2 separate regions of the Homo sapiens genome follow, and region 2 is linked to region 1. Evidence: chromatin contacts called from ENCODE Hi-C or POLR2A ChIA-PET data. All regions are on one chromosome and are shown on one strand. The core of a region is the stretch at or near the end of the contact, and the rest is flanking DNA. Distances in the headings are between cores, read along the strand shown. Region 1 holds the start of USP14 (ubiquitin specific peptidase 14). Region 2 holds the start of MYL12-AS1 (MYL12A and MYL12B antisense RNA 1).

Region 1 (4,585 bases), core at 1,173-3,672:
TCCAGACTGGGCAACAAGAGCAAAACTTGGTCTCAAAAAATAAAAAAAAATAAAATAAAATACGTAAAGGCTTTATGTTGTAGGCAATGTGTAATTCCTGAAAGGCTGTCATAAAGGCCACTTTAGTCTGGTTTGAATACTATTAGATCACTTGCAGCAGCAGAGAAATCAGGCTTGAAGAAGGCATACTGTAATCACTAAAATAAACTAGAAGCATATTACAATAGTACAAGCTAAAGATGCTACAGGATTAAACCAAAACAGTACTAGAAGTAAAGGAGAGGAACCTACCTGAAATTTATTGTGCTATTGCCATGAGCAAGTTACTTAAAACTTTTTGCTCATGCTTACAAGAGGAATTATACCAGTATCACAGGATTACGTTGAAGATTAAAACAAAGCAATATGTACAAAACCCTAACTCTATAAGAGGCACAGGTGTGTGTTTATTTTTAGAGACGGGGGTCTTGCTCTGTCACCCAGGCTGGAGTGCAGTGGCGTGATCACAGATCACAGCACCCTCTAACTCCTTGGCTCAAGTGATCCTCCCAACTCAGCTTCCCGAGTAGCTGGGATTAAAAGCATACATCATGGCCCCTGGCTTTAATTTTTAACTGCACTTATCCTTAACCATTTAATAATCTAGATATGTAATTTTCTTTTTTTCTTTTCTTGAGACCCAGTTTCGCTTTTTTCACCCAGACTGAAGTGCAATGGCGCGATCTTGGCTCACTACAACCTCCGCTTCACAGGTTCAAGCGATTCTCCTGCCTCAGCCTCCCCAGTAGCTGGGATTACCGGCACCTGCCACCACTCTCGACTGATTTTTTGTATTTTTAGTAGAGACAGGGTTTCAACATGTTGGCCAGGCGGTCTCGAACTCCTGACCTCAAGTGATCCGCCCGCCTCGAGCCTCCCAAAGAGCTGGGATTACAGGCGTGAGCCACCGCGCTCAGACTAGATACTTAATTTTCTACTAAATCTTATGAAATAGTACTTAAAATGTTCTCTTCATTTTAATATAGAGCTTTTTGCTGACCCTCAAAATACAGATTCTCAATATGGAGAGGTCAAAGGAAGGGACCTTAGAAATCTACTTGAGTTCCTTCATTTGGGGGATGAGGAAAAGATCTGATTAAATATTTAAGATAAAGCTCAAATTTTAAAAAAGAAACTCTGGTCAGCGCTGGCATTTTGAGGAAACAGAGGGGTTTTGTTTTATGTGTGTGAATCTACTGGTGTGTTTAAGTATTAGAATATTTCAAGAGCCATTCTACTGTTGTTATGGCTTTAGAAAGGGGTTGGGCAATCATTAAGAATTCGATTCAAGATTCTAGACCATCAAGAATCCACCTTGAGATCAAACAATACTCTTGATTCGTATCATGCTTTGTAAATGCTGAATCTTCAATAAAGGAACTGTAACAGAATAAACAGGGATGGTCAACGAATCACACACCTACAGCCAATTGGAGACACCACACATATTTTAGGTGCCATTTTGAATAAGGCTAGGGAGCAGCAAGGTCCATTCCCTAAGTAAAAGTGATCCCTGGCCAGTACCCTGGACTGTCAGCAAGCAAACAATACAAGCCCCTGTCAAACGCCAATCAAGAAATGACACCCCGGGGATATGTGTATTCATCTACTTCTGAAAGCTCACACCACGTTTCGGATACAGAAATCCAATGCAACGTTTGATGAAACGAAAACGAAGCAAAAAGGTTTACAATCTGCCTCGGGACAAAACTAAAACTGGTACCAAAGGGGCGGTCGAACAAAGGCAAGGGGCAAGAGAAGGGCGAAGGACGACGAAGGGCGGCGAACGCCGCTTGGCAACCCCAAGAAGGGTCGCTCCATCCCTCCCCTTCTTCCCCGCTCCCTTCCACGGCGACCACTGAGAAGCCCAAAGGAATCTCCCTGCACCTCCAGCCTGGCCCAGCGCCCCAGGACACACCCTCACTTTCACCGCACACCAGGGCAGCGTCAGAAACTATTCTGCAGAGTCACGACTTTGAGAGGCTTCCCCATCTCCACTCCCCCCACCCATCGGTGGCTCAGGGGGACGGCGCTCCCCTGCCACGCAGGGCTCCGACCCAGCCGGGAGAGGGGACGGTGCCTGGGTCATCTCCGCGCCGCCGGCCCCGCGCACCCCACCCCGGCCCCTCCCAGTCCATGCCGGGTGCCCGCCCGTGCAGGCCAGGCCTACGCGGAGGCCTAGCGCCGGTCCGGTGTGCTGCGCGCGAGGCCAGGACAGGGCTCACCGGAGTAGAGCGGCATGGCGGGGCGCGGCGGGAGGCGGCGGCGCAGGAGAGCTGGGCCTGACGAGGGCGGCAAAGGGACGGGGACCAGGAGCAGCTGCGGCGGCGGCCGAGGCGGAGGCGCGGTGGTGGCGGCGGCTTCGGTGCGACGAGTCTCATTCAAACCGGCCACTGGCGATGACGCAGCAACACGCAAAACACCCGTGCAGCTCCGGAGCGACTGCAGCGAGGAGACTGGGCGGCAGGACCGGGGCGGGGCCTAGAGGTGGCGAGAGGAGGGAGGAGGGGGAAGGCGGTGGAGGGGTGGCGGGAAGGAAGGAGGGAGCAAGTGAGGGACGGGCGCGGGGCCCCATCCACCGCAGCAGGTGCGCGCCTGCGCACTGCCGCCCATCGCCCTGCGCGCACTGGCCACGTGGTCCTGGCGCGGCCCAGCCCTGCGGCAGATGAAGTGGGAACTTGGTATCCCACCTGCTGTCTGAGGCTGAGGCGGGAGAATCGCTTGAGCCCAGGAGGTCGAGGCTGCAGTGAGCTGTGATCGTGCCACCGCACTCCAGCCTGGGCGACAGAGCGAGACCCTGCCTCAAAATAAAATAAATAAAATTAGTGGTTGTAAAGTCAGAGGTGTTTTGAAACCCAGCTGTTACTAGCTAGCTGTATGATGTCTGCAAACCTCAGTTTTCTTTTCACCCACACCTCATTTTATTGCGTTCTATATATATATATTTATATATTTTTATATATTTATATATTTTTATATATTTATATATATTTATATATTTATATATATTTATATATATATATATATAAATTGAAGGTTTGTGGCAACCCTGGGTTAGTAAGTCCATCAGTTCTGTTTTTCTAACAGCATGTGCTCACTTCGTGTCTCTGTGTCACATTTTGGTAATTCTCACAATATTTTGAACTTTTTAAATACTATTATATCTGTTCCAGTGATCTATGATTACTATTTTAGTTGTTTTGGGGTGCCACTAACCACCCCCGTGTAAAACAGCTAACTCCAATGTTTTGTGTATTCTGACTGCTCTGGCAACAAGTCTTTTCCCACAAGGGTTCAAGGCTTGAGTTCAGGACACAACTGCAGGTGTGGTGGCAATAGCAAGAGAACTAGAATTAGAAGTGGAGCCCACAGATGTGACTGAATTGCTGCAATCTCAAGACAAAGCTTTAATGGGCAAGGAGTCGCTTCTTATGGATAAGCAAAGAAAGTGGTTTCTTGAGATGGAAACTACTCCTGGTGAAGACGCTGTGAACACTGTTGAATGACAACAAAGGATTTAGAATATCATAAACTATGGAACTGTTGATAAAACAGCAGCAGAATTTGACAGGATTGACTCTAATTTTGAAAGAAATTCAAATTTGAAAGTTCTTCTGTGGGTAAAATGCTGAACAGCACTGCATGTCACAGGGAAAACTTTCATGAAAGGAAGAGTCAATCGACGTGGCAGATTTCATTATTGTCTTATTTTAAGAAATTGCCACAGCTACCCCAAACTTTAGCATCCACCGCTCTGATCAGTCAGCAGCCATCAACATTAAGGCAAGCCCTCTGCCAGCAAAAAGATGATGATTCACTGATAGCTCAGATGATCCTTAGCATTTTTTAGCAGTAAAGTTTTGTTTGTTTGTTTTGAGACAGGGTCTCACTCTGTCACCCAGGCTGGAGTGCAGTGACGCAATTACGGCTCACTGCAGCCTCAACCTCCCAGCTCAAGCTATCCTCTCACCTCAGCCTCCTGAGTAACTGGGACCACACACGGCTAATTTTTTTTGTATGTTTTGTAAAGACGGGATTTCGCCATGTTGCCCTGGCTGGTGTTGAACTCCTGGTCTCAAGCAATCTGCCCACCTAGGCCTCCCAAAGTGCTGGGATTACAGGCATAAGCCACTGCACCCAGCCTTGACACTAAATAGACTACAGTATAGTAGAAACATAACTTTTATATGCACTGGGAAAACAAAAACTTTGTGTGACTCATTTTATTACAATATCAGCAATATTGCAGTGGTCTGGAACTAAACTAGCAATGTGTTCAAGCTGTGCATGTAAAATGGAGATACATCTCAGGATTGTTATAAGGACTAAATAAGATTATGTATAGAAGATTCTTAGCACAGTGCATTGCACATGTGCTATGATACCTATTTTATATTACACAGTAAAACTTCAAAGGGATTTTGCAGGGTATGTTAGAATAGCAGGCTATGGATAGCTTTATTTTCTATTTTTTTTATGTTCAGTAACATATTTCTATAACATACATATTTAAAAATGTATTGCATAGATTGCCCGGGCACCATGG
Region 2 (4,585 bases), core at 1,215-3,714, 3.1 Mb before region 1:
ATAGGCAACCACTGTTCAGATTTCTATCACCATAGATTAGTTTTGTTTTTGAACTTCTTATAAATGGAATTGTACAGTATATATTCATATATATGCCTGTCTTCTTTCATTCAATACAATGTTTTTGAAATTCACCTCTCTTATTGGGTTTATGGCACAATCATAGTTCACTGTAGCCTTGAACTCCTGGACTCAAGTGATCCTCCTGACTCAGCCTCGAGCAGCTGGGACTACAGGCATGAGTCACCATACACAGCTACTTTGCAAGGAGTGGGTGGCAGGGTAGAGACAGGGTCTCGCTATGTTGCCCAGGTTGGTCTTGAACCCCTGGCTTCAAATGATCCCCCCACATTGGCTTCTCAAAGCATTAGGATTACAGGTATGAGCCACCATGCCTGGCCATATTCATTCTTTTTATTGCCTTTTGCCTTTCCACCTTGGACTGCAGAACTTAGCAGTGTGCCTTGCACATGGCAGGTGCTCAAATAATCCTAGTTAAGCAAATACATATATATATGTATAAATATATGTATAGTATACACAGTTGTATATAGTGTATATACATATATAGTTCTTTCCTGTCACAAACAGAATTACACATATATGTTCATTACAAGGTAGGTCCCGGATCTGAATTCCAACATGAGGCTTTTCTCTACGGTCTACCTATGGTTCCAGTCTCTTCCCCAAGAGATCCCTAAGGAAACTTAGTAGCTACCCACTGCTCCATACCTGGAAGAAGCAGTAGCAACCAGGGACAACTGGGTGCTAAAGATGTGCCAGGCACTGATTTAAGCATTTTGTATGTGTTAACACATTTAATCCTCACGACAACTCATCATATAGGTATTGTTATCATCCTCTTCTCTCAGATACGAAAATCAGGGTAAAGAGAATAAACAACTTGCCACACAGCTAGAAAATGGCAGAGCTCAGTCAGGATCTGTACTCAGGAAATCTAGCTCCAGAGCTTGAACCACTAGCCAGTAACATCCTGCATACAGGCAGCTGAAATTCTCTACCATGAAAATGTGGATACCTGGGCATAACAAGCAATGACACCCCAAAGCTAATGTGTAGAATGAGGAAGGAAGATCACAAAGATGCTGGCAAAAAGGGTATGATAAACTCATCCCCAGATATACCTGGAGCCTTTGAATCTTGGGAGAAAGGGAAAACTAGCCCCATGTCGGGGCTCTAAATCCTGTTCTTTCCTAACCCTAGCAACTCTTGTCTGGACATCTGTCCTTCAGAAATTGCAGTTCATCTTGTTCAAGCTTAGTTTCATCAAAGCATAAACGAACATCGAGTCAGCCATCATAAAAGCTGTTTCACTCAAAAGAGCCTAAAGCACTCAAAAGTGCTCTTAGTTATAAAGTCCAGGAGGGTCCACCACCTTCGACAAATTACCTCACCTCTCTGGGTTTCACTTTCCTCAGTTATAAAACGCAAAGCCTTCACAAGGTAATCTATCAGGTCCTACTGAATTCTAAATGCTTTGATTCTTCTCTTACCAAAAGACCATTCCAAATCTACCTTAAACTAAAGCGGCCAAACGAATCCTCTAAACATCCCTTTCTTATTACTCCGTTAGTGAAGACTCCAAAATTACTCTCTATGGCTTCTTAGATAATCTTTTCTTTCTCCTAAGTTTTCAAGACATCCATAAGAAGGTCCTACTTACCTATCTACCCTTATTTCCGACTATTAGTCATTACAGTTCTGTTCCATACCCGCCGGTGTCCCCACGGCCTGCTTTTCACAGGACACAATTCCCAGCTTTTGAGTTTTGCTCGTTACCACCTCCCACACATCTAGCCGGAAACGCTAAGTTCTCCCTCTTAAGGTTGAATCCAAGGCCTTCAGTGAGGTCACGACTCTTTTCCAAGTAACCTTTCCCTATTTCTGTTAATGGTCCTTTCTTCAATCAACACGAATAAACTAAACCTTTACAAGATGCAAGACACACTGAGCGAATTACAACTCTATGTAAATCATCACATTTGAGCCCGTATCAACCACACACTCGGTTACCGGCATGCTAATGGCTTCCTTGGAGGCTTCACCTTAGGCAAGACCGTGCAACAGGAGGCTCCTCCACCCTCCAAAGCATCTAGGATAGTGTTGGGCACAGGGCAGGTGCTCCACACGAACACGCCCGGGTCGGCCCCAATCCACCGCCAGGACCCGCCGCGGCGCCGGGAGGGCAGGCGTTGGCCGCCGGGCAGCCGGGCCGTCCAAGGCCCAGGTGTCTGAGGTCACCCAGGTGGCGCAGGGCCGGCCCACGCACGGCCGGGACCCGGCCACTTCTCCAGCAGGGCGTCTCCCCATACCGGCTCCATCGCCTGCAGCCTCCCGGCCCCTGGACGTCCGGGCCAGGGCCTCGCCACCAACCCTCCTCCCGCCGCCAACCCTCCTCCCTCCACCTCCGGCCCCGCGCCCCCTTCTCAGCCAGTCTGACAGGTCCTGCCGCCGCCTGGCCGCCCTGGGGCGGGGTCCGGCCGCAGGCGCGCGACGGGAGGGGGCGCGGGGGTACGGAGACGGCGGCCCGAGGGGTCTCGCGAGCAGAGTCGAGCGCGACTCACCCGACGCCAAACACCAGAACCGGGGCCGCCCTGCGCGAGACCACAAACGACAGCGAAGAGCGTTAGGCTGTGGCCGGACAGTGGCGGCGCCGACACTTCCTGCCTGAAGGGGCGGAGCGGAAGGCGCACCGGAAGGCGCACCGGAAGGCGCACCGGAAGGCGCGGCGGGACCAAGTGGAACGGGGGTGCGCTGAGTGTTCGCGCCCGGGCCGGCGGGGTCTGCGTGTCCGCCGAGCGGCGGGGCTGCTGAGGCCGGACGCACACGGCCGGGGTCTTAATTGCCCCTCCGGCCTGCTCCGATCCGCTGCGATATCGCGGCCTGCGCTGCGGCGGTCGTCCGCAGCCCGGCCCTCGTCCCCCGCTCCTTTGGTAGCTCCGCCACCCTTCCGCATTCCTGGGCCCGCTGGGCGCGGCTGGGCAGGCCGCTGGAATTTGACCCGAGTGGGCCGCGATCGGCCGAGGATTTGGGGTCCCCTTTGACCCAGGCGGGGCGCGATCCGCCTAGGATTTGGGGTCCCCTGGCGCCGAACCCTGAGTTGCCAGATGTAGCAAGTAAAAGTACAGTTCTTCTAAATTTGAATTTCAGACAAGACAGGTTTTAGGGTTCGTCTCATGTAATGTTGAGAAGGTGAGGGCGGCGCCTGGGCGGATTCTTCTCCGTTCCAGAATCCCTTTCTCTTTTCAAACCGCATTACAGCCCGAGTTAAATTCTTTAACCTACTCCTCTCTGCTTACCCTCATAAGGTTTACGGCCGTATCAGGCTACGGCCGCAGCCTACGGCTGTTTGATTCCCCTTTTGGCCACAAGAAAGTTTTATTCGAACTACTTGCTTTCCTTTATCAAGAAAATGGCAACGCACACACATACATGCACACACAAATAAAAACACAAAGCTACGTTTTTCAGGTTTTGTTCTAGATCGTGTTTGTGGCTGTGTTCTTCAGGATATTTTCCCTCACCTTGAGGTAATCTAGCATTACTTCATCTAGCATTACTAAAATAGCATTACTTCAGGATGGTGGAGGATCGGCAATCTAATAGCAAATCTTTATTGAACTCTTCTTACTGCCTTAACATGTGCCGGATGCTGAGAGATGAATTCAAAGCCTCTTAGGGAGTTTATATTCTAGAAATCTTTGATCAGAAATTCCTAGAAGAGAGGGACCTTGTGTTCAGCACTCTGTAGCAGTTCTTAAACAGTAGCACGCATAATAACAGGGCTTTTAAAAACATTTTTGAGCCTCAAAACCGGGTATCAGGATTCAGTGAGTAAGGGGTGGAGGATAATTCGAATTTCTGGTAAGCACACATGATGCTGATGGGGTGGTCGCCATCCCAGCAGCACAGCTCTAAACGCGGTTCATAACTGTGTGTATTTTCTCAATAGTGTTAGAAAAGCAATTGCTGAAAAGTCACACCTGGTTCTACAATATTTACTCTTAGGTTTTGGTTCGATAGTCTAAATTAAAAAAAAAAAAGTTTCTAGAATTGTGCTGTCCAATACAATCGTCACTAACCACATGCAGCTAAACTTAAATTTAGTTCCTCAGTTGTATTTGATACGTTTTATTTTTAGAGATGGGGTCACCCTATGTTGCCTAACCTGGAATGCACTGGCTATTCACAGGCGTGATCATAATGCACTACAACCTGGAACTCCTGGCCTCAAGCGATCCTCTCACTTGAGCCTCCCAAGTAGTTGGGACTACAGGTGAGAGACACCGCACCAGTGCGTCTGGCAGTATTAGACACTTTTTTTTTTCTTGAGACGGAGTCTTGCTCCGTCGCCCAGGCTGGAGTGCAGTGGTTTGATCTCGGCTCACTGCAACCTCTGCCTCCCGGGTTCATGTGATTCTTCTGCCTTAGCCTCCCGAGTAGCAGGGACTACAGGCCTGTGCCACGACGCCCAGCTAATTTTTGTATTTTTAGTAGAGACGGGGTTTCACCATGTTGGCCAGGATGGTCTCAATCTCTTGTCCTCATGATCCGCCCACCTGGG

Evidence for each region. Hi-C counts contacts between places; a loop is a spot of excess contacts on that map. ChIA-PET counts read pairs that join two places held with the same protein, here RNA polymerase II (POLR2A). Pooled maps may share reads with other maps.
Region 2: a loop to region 1 is called in a map of B cell, with 39 times the contacts of the local background. The contact joins the promoter of MYL12-AS1 here to the promoter of USP14 in region 1. A Hi-C loop is called at or near these places in 1 of 168 maps with a recorded cell type or tissue (B cell) and 5 of 50 pooled maps. POLR2A ChIA-PET finds 5 or more read pairs at or near these places in 1 of 52 experiments (OCI-LY7).

Annotation. Positions count from the first base shown.
Region 1 is chr18:156,394-160,978 of GRCh38, reverse strand. It overlaps USP14 (ubiquitin specific peptidase 14), which reads right to left and starts at 2,422. Exons shown (of 16, transcript NM_005151.4): 1 at 2,265-2,422. The coding sequence starts at 2,280. LOC105371951 (a long non-coding RNA gene) reads right to left here. Exons shown (of 4, transcript XR_935081.2): 4 at 2,810-2,836. RefSeq lists silencers at 2,031-2,210, 2,481-2,750.
Region 2 is chr18:3,260,238-3,264,822 of GRCh38, reverse strand. It overlaps MYL12-AS1 (MYL12A and MYL12B antisense RNA 1), which reads left to right and starts at 2,464. Exons shown (of 4, transcript NR_130145.1): 1 at 2,464-2,770; 2 at 3,493-3,551. MYL12B (myosin light chain 12B) reads right to left here and starts at 2,690. Exons shown (of 4, transcript NM_033546.4): 1 at 2,586-2,690. RefSeq lists a silencer at 2,145-3,034 and an enhancer at 3,245-3,294.